Linked DNA regions of Homo sapiens: region 2 is linked to region 1. The links are chromatin loops, found by intact Hi-C in ENCODE. Cell type or tissue: HCT116. All regions are shown on one strand. Each heading gives the region's core, and the rest is flanking DNA. Links, peaks and the distances in the headings are about the cores only.

Region 1 (6,074 bases), core at 1-4,000:
TGCCTCCCAGGCTCTGGTGATCCTCCTACCTGAGCCTCCCACATAGCGGAGACTACAGACATGCACCACCATGCCCAGCTAATTTTTCCATTTTTAGTAGAGATGGGGTTTTGCCATGTTGGCCAGGCTACTGGTCTCACTCCTGGGCTTAAGGGATCCTCCCACCTTGGCCTCCCAAAGTCCTGGGATTACTGGCGGGTGCCTGGCCACACAGTGTCTCCTTTAAATGCACCTCCTTGAGCATGCATGATTTTTGTTTGTTTGTTTTTTAATGCAGTCATGTGCCCCAGGAATCTAGCTGGACTGCCTTCTGCTTGCAAAAGCTGAGCTCTTGCCATCAGCTTCCAAAGGTGGATTGTTAAAGGAAAAAGCAACCTTTCTGCTTCCTAATTATGAGGAAGAGAGAGGCCTAATGAGCTCAATGGAAATAAATGAATTCGTTCAGCAGACATTCAGTGAGTACCTACTGGTCCTCAGGTCTGGTGGATACAGTGGTGAATGGGACTCAGCCCCTGCCCTCAAGAAGTTTCCAGTGTGTAAAAACAACCCAAGGAGCTGTGGGATCCCAGATGAGAGGGAATTGAATCTGCTTGCAGCGGTCAGGGAAAGTTGGGCCTTGGGGGATGGTAGGAGTTCAGCAGAGATCCTGGCGGGCTGGATGGTCTATGCAGAGATAACAGGTGGTAGAATCATCAGGGTGAGTCCATCAGAGCCTAATGTGGTGCAGCCTGCCCTGGTGGGAGGTGGCCAGACTCCTGGGACTCCAGAGGCCTCATTCCGCAGAGGCAAATGAACAGGGCAGGGCAGGGAGGGTCTCCCCAAAGATGGGGAGATGCTGGCCACCTGTTTCCTAGAGGAGCTGAATTCTTAAGGAGAGAAGGGCAGGACACGAGTCTTGGCACAAAATCTGCCATTGTTTGCCTGCCACCATCGCCATGATGACAGCATTAGGCAGCCCAGGTCCACCTGGAAGGTCTGCGCCCAAGCCCCTCCTCACCTACACCTGAAGGGGCACAGCATTCCCCAGCATGTTGGGGGCCTGCTCTGGAGTGATTCCTCGACCCCCCCAACCCCCGCCCCCGCCTCCGCAGGAACTTAGTTGCCACTCCTCCCTCCCTTCTCCTTTTCAAGAATGTGGCTGTCTGTCTCCCCAGCTGGCCCCCTTCCTCCCCGACTCTCCAGGACTCCAGGGCTTTGGTTCACCTCTTCCCCTCTCCCCCACCTCCCCGATACATCCCAGTGTCCCAGAATCCACACCTCCAACTGTCAGGCTCCCTCAGAGCATTGACACCAACACCCCCATGCCCCAGCATACACATGCACGTGCACACACACACACCCGGGGAACGCCTGTGCTCGGGGAGGGCAAAGCCCTGGCACAGGGTCCTGGTGACAGAAAACATTCCTGAGCTTGGTCAGGACCAAGGGGCCACAGGCAATGCCAGTGCTCTGCCACCGGGAATTTCCTGAAGGGAGGGAGGAAAGGTCACCTCTAGAATGTGTTCTGCGTGGTGGTGGGTGGCGGTGGTGGCGGGTATTTCTCTTTCAGTTCAATTTAACACACATTGAGCATGAAACAGACAGGGCAAGCTGGTGACCAGGAGCAGGAGACTGAGCACAAGAAACCCCTTCCTCATCAGAGTCCACAGGAAGCGGTGGGTCGCCAGATGCCTTCATCCCTGCACAGAGAGCCAGCAAGGCGGGCCAGAAATGGAGGCCCAGACAGGGACAGAGGCATGCTCAAGGCCACACAGCAAGTCCCTCTCCACATGCCTTGGGGTGCTTGAGGGCGACCAGCTCCAAGGGTCGCCTTGGCCAGTGCAGCTCTGGGAAGACTAGGGTAGGGCTGGGGGATTCTTCTCAGAGTTGATGAGCCATTTCTTTCCTCATTGGCTCCCCCAAGTGGGAGCATCCCAGGCCTGTAGTGACTGGTGTCATCTCTGGCTTGGGGGACAGTTTCCTAAGCTGTGATCTGACCAGGATGGCAGGAAGCCACCAGTGTGGCTCTAGTGCCCTCGTGTGGTTTTCTTTAGTATTGCAGCCAGTCCCAGGGAGCAGAAATGCCACCTCCAAGTCACCCTGTCAGTTACAGAAGGAGAACTTCTGCAGGCCCAGAGAAGGAAGAGGAAGGCATGTAAACAGATAAACGGCAGGCAGTGCGGAGTGATGAATGATGGGTGCTCCAGCAGAAGAGACAGTAGAAGTGGCATCTGAGCCAGGCCTCAACACGCAGGGAGTACGGGCATCCTAGGCAAAGGAAACAACTTCAGCAAGAGCTGGGAGGCTCCCTCTGACTCCCGATCCAAGCTTTTCCCACTGCAGTGTACTCTAAAGTCAAGCCCATTCATGCCCACTGGGAAGGGAGGTCAGGCCGAATCAGAAGGGCTCAGTACGGAACAATTTTATGCAATATTATTTCAAAGTTACTGACTTCCAATTATAAAATTAATGTGTACTTTGTGGCCTGGCGCAGTGGTTCACACATGTAATCCCAGCACTTTGGGAGGCCAAGGCAGGCGGATCACTTGAGGTCAGGAGTTCAAGACCAGCCTGGCCAACATGGCGAAACCCCGTCTCTACTAAAAATACAAAAATTAGCCAGCCATGGTGGCTGGCGCCTATAATCCCAGCTACTCAGGAGGCTGAGGCAGGAGAATCACTTGACCCCAGGAAGCAAAGTTGCAGTGAGCCGAGATCCTGCCACTGCACTCCAGCCTGGGCAACAGAGCAAGACTCCATCTCAAAAAAAAAAAAAAAAAAACCACACAAAGTTTGTGCTTGTGGCTGGGCACGGTGGCTCACACCTGTAATCCCAACTCTTTGGGAGGCTAAGGCAGGCAGATCACTTGAGGCCAGGAATTCAAGACCAGCCTGGCCAAAATGGTGAAACCCCATCTCTACTAAAAGTACAAAAATTAGCCGGGTGTGGTAATGGGCACCTGTAGTCCCAGTTACTTGGGAGGCTGAGGCAGGAGAATCGCTTGAACCCAGGAGGCGGAGGAGCCAAGATCGGGCCACTGCACTCCAGCCTGGGTGACAGAGCAAGACTCTGTCTCAAAAAAAAAAATTTTTTTTTACTTGTATTAGTAATGGAAATTTGTATTTCAGGAAAACATAAAGAAGAAAATAAAAATTACCCTAAACTCAAAGAACAGTACATTCACGTTCTGAAGTATCACCTCAGTCTTTTTCTCTATGCACATATATAATTATTTTAAATTAAAATTGGGCTCAAGCCATGTTTACATAGTTCTATAGCCTCCATCTTCTGCTTAACACAGTGTCGTGTCCCTTTTCCTCTGTTATTAAATCTCCTACAATATGATCTTTTTTTAAATAGCTGTATCGTATTTTCTACCTAAATTTTTTTTTTTTTAAAAAACAGAGTTTCACTCTTGTCGCCCAGGCTGGAGTGCAGTGGCATGATCTCAGCTCACTGCAACCTCTGCCTCCTAGGTTCAAGCGATTCTCCTGCCGCAGCCTCCCAAGTAGCTGGGATTACAGGCGCCTACCACCATGCCCAGCTACTTTTTGTATTTTTAGTAGACATGGGGTTTCACCATGTTGGCCAGGCTGGTCTGGAACTCCTGACCTCAAATGATCCGCCTGCCTTGGCCTCCCAAAGTGCTGGGATTACAGGCGTGAGCCACTGCACCTGGCCTCTACCTTAATTTAACTTATTCAAATTTTTGTATAACCAGCTCTGCAGGGAATTGTTCAGAAATCTTTATCCATATTTCTGGTTTTTTTGTAAGGAGAAATTAATAGACGGGGCATTATGAGGTCAAAGGTTAGGTACATCTTCAAGACTTCCTGTCCTCCAGAGATGCGTCAGTTCCTCTTCCACTGCTGTGTCCGGGAGTGCCCCCACAGAAAAGCTGTCCTGTTACCTTTAAAGACTTTTAGCAACTTGGACCTTGCCTAAAACATGAGGCACACTGTAAGTAGCTTTTCTCTTCAGGGACAGCATGAATTCAGGCTACCCATGGGGTTGGACAGGAGACTGGGCTCTGCATGTAGGGTGAGTAGTTGTCCCTATAAGAGAAGCTTTTCAGGGTGCAGGACTCTGAGGGCTAACACCAGGATGGTCCCAGCAAGCCGGAACAGTTGTCCTTTTACCCCAAGGGCAAGCCCCTTACCTCCCATTCAGTAGACCCTCCCTCTGCCCCTGTGAGAGAGCCAGGGTCAGGGGCTGGAGCTGGGGCTGGGGAAACCCAGAGAAGCTCAGAAGGAGCCCTGCCCTCCTCAGGTCCAGGACGCAGGTGAGCAGAGAAACAGCCATCACCCAGGGGGAACTTAGTCTAATTCCGTCCCTTTCCAGCTGTGTGACCTGGGCAAACTGCAAAAGCTTCCGCTTCCTCTGCTGCAAAGTAACACAAAACCAGCAGCCTCACAGGGTTGCTGCAAAGATTACACGCGGTGTTGAATGACTGCCCTTAGCAAGGCTTAGCGTCATCAACCTTCAGAGGTCAGCTAGGATGAGAACAAAGTGTGATGGCAGAGGCCAGTGTAGCCACAGGATTTCAAAGCAAAGAGGGTCTAGGGTGCCAGAAAGGCTTCCTGTGGGAGGCAAGAAGTGGAGTCTATTTTATAAATAAAAAATGCTCCAGCCTCACTGGACATCTCCTGAAGTTGAGACCACAGCTCTTAAGATCTTCTTCCTCTCCAGCTGGACGTCCCAGAGCAGTGCTCACAGAGTTCTCTCCATCCCCTTTCTCAGCATCCTCTAACATCCCATCTTTCTCTGTTATTTAAATTAATTCTAACACACTATAGTTATTATCTAAATAATAAGCATCTGTTGGCCAGGAGCGGTGGCTCATGCCTGTAATCCCAACACTTTGGGAGGCCGAGGCAGGTGGATCACATGAGGTCAGGAGTTTGAGACCAGCCTGGCCAACATGGCGAAACCCTGTCTCTACTAAAAATAGAAAAATTAGCCAGGTGTGGTGGCAGATGCCTGTAATCCCAGCTACTTGGGAGGCTGAGGCAGGAGAATCGCTTAAACCTGGGAGGCGGAGGTTGCAGTGAGCCAGCATGGCACCACTGCACTCCAGCTTCGGCAACAGAAAAAAAAAAAAGCATCTGTTTTGTTTACTATTTAAATAATTACATTTATTTATGTCAATGTTGAACCTATTTATTGTCTTATTGTTTAAATGTTAAATCTGTGCAGCAGCTTTATTCTTTAAATATTAAACATGTATTGTGTTCATTATCTATTGTCTGTCTCCAACCCCTAGAACGGAACCAGAATGCAGACTCCACACAAGCAGGGATCTAGGACAGCTGCTGGCATACAGTAGGTGCTCAATAAGTATTTGTTAGCTGAAGTAACAATGATAAAAGATCCTATCTGTGGCGGGTTTACTCTATGTGCGCCTCACATTGTACATGCATTGGTCTCCCACAATGGGAGTCCTGCTGTGCAGATGAGAAACTGAAGTTCAGGCCTGGTGTGGTGGCTCATGTCTGTAATCCAAGTACTTTGGGAGGCCGAGGAGGGAGGAGCATTTGAGTTCAGGAGTTCAAGACCAGCCTGGGCAACATGGAGAAAAACCCATCTCTACAAAAAAAAAAAAAAAATACAAAAATTAGCCAGGTGTGGTACTGCACACCTGTAGTCCCAGCTACTTGGGAGGCTGAAGTGGGAAGATCACTTGAGCCCAGGAAGTGGAGACTGCAGTGAACTGAGATCTTGCCACTGCACTTCAGCTTGGGCAACACAGGGAGGCCCTGTCTCAAAATAAACAGGCCGGGCATGGTGGCTCACGTCTGTAATCCCAGTATTTTGGGAGGCCAAGGCGGGCGGATCACTTGAGGTCAGGAGTTCAAGACCAGCCTGGCCAACGTGGTGAAACCCCCCTCTCTACTAAAAATACAAAAATTAGCCAGGCATGGTGGCAGGTGCCTATAGTCCCAGTTACTTGGGAGACTGAGGCAGGAGAAGTGCTTGAACCCAGGAGGTGGAGGTTGCAGTGGGCAGGGATTTCGCCACTGTACTCCAGCCTGGGCAACAGAGCGAGACTCCGTCTCAAAAAATAAAATAAAAATAAAAAATAAACAAAAGAAGT
Region 2 (6,179 bases), core at 1,128-5,127, 350 kb before region 1:
ATTATTCACTGTTGGCATATATAAATGCTACTGAATTTTGTATGCTGATTTTGTATCCTGCAACATTACTGAATTCATTTATCAGTTCTAACAGTTTTTTTGGTGGAGTCCTTAGGTTTTTCTAAATATAAGATCCTGTTGTCTGAGAGCAAGGCTAATCTGACTTCTTCCTTTCCAATTGGGATGCCCTTTATTTCTTTCTCTTGCCTACTTGCTCTGGCCAGGACTTCCAGTATTACGTTGAATAAAAGTGGTAAAAAATAGGCATCTTTGTCTTGTTCCAGATCTCAGAGGAAAGGCCTTCAATTTTTCCCTGTTCAGAACAATGTTGGCTATGGATTTGTTATATATGACCTTTATTATTTTGAGGTATATTCCTTCCATTCCCAGTTTGATGAAGGTCTTTATCATAAATGGATGTTGAATTTTATCAAATGCCTTTCTGGCATCTATTGAAATAGTCATATGTTTTTCATTCTTAGTTCTTGGTTCTGTGAATGTCATGTATTATGTTTATTGATTTGTGTATGTTGAACCATCCTTGCATACCGGGGATAAATCCCACTTGATCATGGTTAATGATCTCTTTAGTGTGTTGTAGAATTTGGTTTGCTAGTATTTTATTGGGAATTTTTGCATCTTGGTTCATCAGAAATATTGGCCTACAGTTTTCTTTTCTTGCTGTATCCTTGTCTGGTTTTGATATCAGGGTAATGCTGGCCTCATAGATAGAATGAGTTTGGAAGTATTCCTCCTCTATTTTTTTGAAGAGTTTGAGTAGAATTGGCATTAATTCTTCGGCTTTGTTTATTTTTGTTTTTTAAGAGACAGTCTCACTCTGTCACCCAGGCTGGAGTGCAGTAGTGTAATCTTACCTCACTGAAGCCTTGAACTCCTGGGCTCAAGTGATCCTCCCATCTCAACCTCCTAAGTACCTAGAACTACAGGCATGCACCACCGTACCCAGCTAATTTAAAAAATTTATTGTAGAGAATCTGAATGATCTTTCCATCACTGAGAGTGGGGTGTTAAAGTCCCCTACTATTATTGTATTGCAATCTATCTCTTGCTTTAGATTGCTTTTCATATTTGGGATCTCTGGTGTTGAGTGCCTACATATTTAAAATTGTTACATCTGCTTGAGAAACTGACCCCTTTATCATTATATAGTGACTTTCTTTGTCTCTTTTTACAATCTTTGACTGACTTGTAGTCTATTTATCTAACTATAGCTATAGCTACTTCTGCTTTTTTTTTTTTTTTTTTGGTTCCAGTTGTACGGACTCTTTTTTTACCCCTTCATTTTCAGTCTATCTTTACAGGTGGGTTTCTTGTAGGCAGCATATAGTTGGATCTCATTTCTATCCATTCAGCCACTCTCTTCCTTTTAATTGGAGAATTGAGTTCCTTTATATTTAGTACTATTATTGACAACTAAGGACTCACTACTGTCATTCTGTTGCTTGTTTTCTGATTGTTTTGTAACTCTTCTCTTCCTTTCTTCATTTCTTACTGCCTTACTTTGTGGTTCAGTGATCTTCTCTGGCAGTATGTTTTAATTTGTTTTTGTTGGTTTTTTTGGAGACAGAGTCTTGCTCTGTCTCCTAGGCTGGAGTACAGTGGTGCAATCTCAACTCATTGCAACCCCTGCCTCCCAGGTCCAAGTGATTCTCCTGCCTCAGCCTCCCAAGTACCTGGGATTACAGGCACCTGCCACCACATCTGGCTAATTTTTGTATTTTTAGTACAGACAGGGTTTTGCCATGTTGGCCAGGCTGGTCTTGAACTCCTGAGCTCAGGTGATCCACCCACCTCGGCCTCCCAAAGTGCTGGGATCACAAGTGTGAGCCACCACGCTCAGCCTAATTTGTCATTTTTTATTTTTAGTGAACTCACTATAGGGTTTGCATTGTGATTACCATGCGGTTTACAAAAAAAAAACTTATAGATGTAACATTATTTTAAAGAGAAGATATCTTATTTTAGATCACATAGAATAGAAACAAAGAAAAAATGAAAATAAAAGTTTACATTGTAACTCCATCGCCTCCACATTTTGACTGTTAGTTGTTTCAATTTACATATTTTTATATTACCTGTCTCTTAACAGGTTGTTGTAGCTATTATTGTTTTTGACAGATTTATATTTTGGGTTTCATACTAGAGTTATAAGTGCATTTCATACCACAATTACAATATTAGAGTATTCTGCATTTGTGCATGTACTTAATTTTACCAGTGTGTTTTATACCTTCAAATATTTTAAATTTTGTTTTGTTTTTGCATATTAGTGTTTTTTTCTTTCAGATTGAATAACTCCCTTTAGCATTTCTTTCTTTCTTTTTTTTCCTTACAGTAGATATTATCCGAAAACCTTTAGCATTTCTTGTAAGATGAACCTGGTGGTGGTGAATTCTCTCAGCTTTTGTTTGTCTGGAAAAGTCTATCTCTCCTTCATTTTTGAAGAATAACTTTGCTTGATACAGTATTTTTTGATGGTAGTTTTTTCCTTTCAGCACTTTAAAAATGTCATGTCACTCCCTCCTGACCTATATGGTTTCCATTGAGAAGTCTCTTGCCAGAAAGACTTTATGTTTTACTTGCTTCTTTTCTCTTGCTATTTTTAGGATCTTCTCTTTGTCCTTGACATTTGAGAGTTTGATTATGATATGCCTTGGAGTAACCTTGTTTGAATCAAATCTGTCTGGTGTTCTCCGGCCTTCCTGTACCTGGATGTTTATATCTTTCTCAAGTTTTGGAAAGTTTTCTGTTATTATTTCTTTAAATAAGCTTTCCACCTCTTGCTCTTTCTCAGCTCCATCTTGAACATCAATAACGCTTAGATTTGGTCTTTTGAGGTAATTTTCTATATCTTGTTTGCTTTTCATTATTTTTTTCTCCTCTGACTGTGTATTTTCAAATAGCCTGGTTTCAAGCTCACTGATTCTTTCCTCTGCTTGATCTATTTTGCTGTTGGGAGCCTCTAATGAATTTTTCAATTCAGCAAATGTATTTCTCAGTTTTAAGATTTCTGTTTGATTATTTTGTTATTTCAATCTCTTTGTTGAATCTCTCTAATAAACTTCTAAATTGCTTTCCCGCATTACCTTGAAGATCCCTGAGTGTCCTTAAAACTGCTATTTTGAATTGTTGCTCAGAGAGCTCACACATCATTGTCTTGCTGGGGTCCATTACTGATTCCTTGCTTTGTCCATTTGGAGAGTTCATGGTTCTCTGTCTGCTGTTGGTTCTTGTGGATGTGTGTCTATGTCTTTGCATTGAGGGATTCGTTATTCATTTTAATCTCCATATAGCTTGTTTTGCTTTTATTGGATATATTTGCTTAGAGGTTCTTTATTGCTAAATCACTGTCTTCTTTTTGGCTCTAGATGGCATCTTAAGCCCACATTTGCTTTGGCTGTAGTAAATGATTGGAGCACTGCCCTTCCTAAATGGGGTTTCTCAGCAGTGTGGGAAGCCTGGCTAGGGGTTTGTGCCCAGGGGACCTGTGGAATGGACCTCCTACAGCATAGTGCAAATGAACCACCACTCTGATTTAATGTCTCCTTTGGCAAAGTTACAAAGCAGAATTTCCAGAGATGAGGATGCTTGTCTCACCTCCCCACTTTCTGTCTGCCTGTCCTCAGGGATAGTTCTCTCTTTGGTCACTTAGTGATGCTTCCCATGGTTTAGGCAGAGGTCTACTGCCAGGGAAACCAAGGTGGTGGGGAAGCTGGTTGTCCACCTCGATCTCACTTTTTCTACTGTAGACATTGTGTGTTGGGGGAAATTTTTTCATGCTCTTGGTGCTGGGAAGAATGGGAGAAGGGGTTCACAATTGTGAAGCTCAATTTTTCTTACTGTCTGCTTAGAGATTTTTCAATTCTCTGTGGCCCCAGGAACTGTTTCATCTTCATTCTTGAGTTCTGGGATATTACTGGTGATAATCTTGGCACTGTATATTTATTTTTGGTTTCCTACGTAGGGGGAAGTGAAGCCAGCTTGCTTCTACGCTGCCATTTTGGAACCAGAAGCCCAGCCTACTCTCTTATTGTTAGCCAGACTATGTGCATTAGGAAAGGTGAAGCCTCCTCCCTCTGCTTGCTTGCTCTTTCTTTTTCCTTTTTTTTTTTTGTTTGTTTGTTTGTTTGTTTGTTTTTGTTTTGACAGAGTCTCACTCTGTCACCCAGGCTGGAATGCAGTGATGCAATCTTGGCTCACTGCAATTTCTGCCTCCTGGGTTCAAGTGATTTTTGTGCCTCAGCCTCTCGAGTAGCTAGGAATTACAGGTGTGCCATCACACCCAGATAATATTTGTATTTTTAGTAGGGACAGGGCTTCACCATGTTGGCCAGGCTGGTCTCAAACTCCTGACCTCAAGTGATACACCTGCCTTGGCCTCCCAAAGTGCTGGGATTACAGGCATGAGCCACTGTGCCCATCCTGCCACCTGTTTCTTTTGCTGCAATTCTGAGTTAGGAATGGAAGCCCTGATGAGGGTGAGGGTGACAGTGGCCACCTTCTCTGAGCCCTCCCTTCTGCTGATCACTTTTCTCTAAAGATCTCATCACCCTGACCTAATTCAGTCTCTGCCATTTCTGTATACCAAGGTAAAGATGGGCATTGACTGAAAGACAAGGAAGCAAGGGAAAATTCTACATTTTGTAACCAGAGAGCATGGGAGCAGGTGCCCAATTCCAGCTCCACCATGGACTTTCTGTGTAAGCCTGAGTAAATCCTTTCCCTGTCTGGGCCTGGTTTTCCCTGGCCCTTTATTAAGTAAACAAGACCTTTTCATCCAGCAAAGCCACTTCTAGGTCTTTGTCTGAGAAATATGCTCTTATATGTGCCCAGCAGACAAATAAGGCTTGCAGCCTTGCTAGCAACCATAAATAATGTCAATCTAAAATGTCAATCAATAGAAGAATATGTGAGTAAATTAGAGTACACACATAGACTATGTCAGTCAGGGTCTGATAAGGTTTGGCTGTGTCCTCACCTAAATCTCATCTTGAACTCCCATGTGTTGTGGGAGGGACCCAGTGGGAGGTAATTGAATTATGGGGGCAGATTTTCCCGTTCTGTTCTCAGGATGGTGAGTAAATCTCATGAGATCTGATGGTTATTATAAGGGGGAGTTTTCCTGCACAAGCTCTCTTTTTGCTTGCTGCCATCCACGTAAGACATGACTTGCTCCTCCTTGCCTTCCACCTTGATTGTGAGGCTTCCCCAGCCACATGGAACTGTAAGTCCAATTAAACCCCTTTCTTTTGTAAATTGCCCAGTCTTGGGTATGTCTTTATCAGCAACGTGAAAATGGACTAATACAGGGTCCAGTTAAGAAATACCATTAGGCCAGGCGTGGTGGCTCATGCCTGTAATCCCAGCATTTTGGGAGGCTGAGGCAGGTGGATCACCTGAGGTCAGGAGTTTGAGGCCAGCCTGGATGACATGGTGAAACCCCAGCTCTACTAAAAATACAAAAAATCGGCCTGGCGTGGTGGCTCACGCCTGTAATCCCAGCACTTTGGGAGGCCGAGGTGGGCGGATCACGAGGTCAGGAGATCGAGATCATCTTGGCTAACACAGTGAAACCCTGTCTCTACTAAAAATACAAAAGATTAGCCGGGCATCATGGTGGGCGCCTGTAGTCCCAGCTACTCGGGAGGCTGAGGCAGGAGAATGGCAAGAACCTGGAAGGTGGAGCTTGCAGTGAGCCAAGATTGTGCCACTGCACTCCAGCCTGGGCAACAGAGCAAGACTCCATCTCTAAATAAATAAATAAATAAATAAATAAATAAATAAATAAATAATAAATAAATAAAAATAAAAATGCAAAACATCAGCCAGGCATGGTGGCAGGTACCTGTAATCCCAGCTACTCTGAAGGCTGAGGCAGGAGAATTACTTGAACCTGGGAGGCAGAGGTTGCAATGAGCAGAGATCACACCACTACACTCCAGCCTGAGCAACAGGAGTGAAACTTCATCTAAAAGAAAGAAAGAAAAAGAAAGAAAGAAAGAAAGAAAGAAAGAAAGAAAGAAAGAAAGAAAGAAAGAAAGAAAGAAAGAAAGAAAGAAGGAAGGAAGGAAGGAAGGAAAGAAAGAAAGAAAGAAAGAAAGAAAGAAAGAAAGAAAGAAAGAGAAAGAAAGACAATTAGCACCAGTTATCTTCCTCAC

What was found. Peaks named below come from ENCODE experiments on the same cell type or tissue, not always from the same donor. Only the 100,000 strongest peaks of a DNase experiment are listed, where the experiment ranks them.
Region 2: it touches region 1 in a loop (14-fold over the local background); 21 of 110 quality-filtered maps call a loop at or near these places.

Annotation. Positions count from the first base shown.
Region 1 is chr9:37,909,723-37,915,796 of GRCh38, reverse strand. It overlaps the pseudogene PAICSP1. Among named protein-coding and RNA genes, the nearest start is that of SLC25A51, 8.6 kb to the right of the region's middle. In HCT116, for the core only: a CTCF peak has its summit at 2,027 (motif pointing left); a DNase peak (open chromatin) is centred at 1,976; H3K27ac peaks cover 284 bases.
Region 2 is chr9:38,260,967-38,267,145 of GRCh38, reverse strand. No RefSeq gene overlaps it. Among named protein-coding and RNA genes, the nearest start is that of ALDH1B1, 130 kb to the left of the region's middle. In HCT116, for the core only: a CTCF peak has its summit at 3,350; a DNase peak (open chromatin) is centred at 3,425.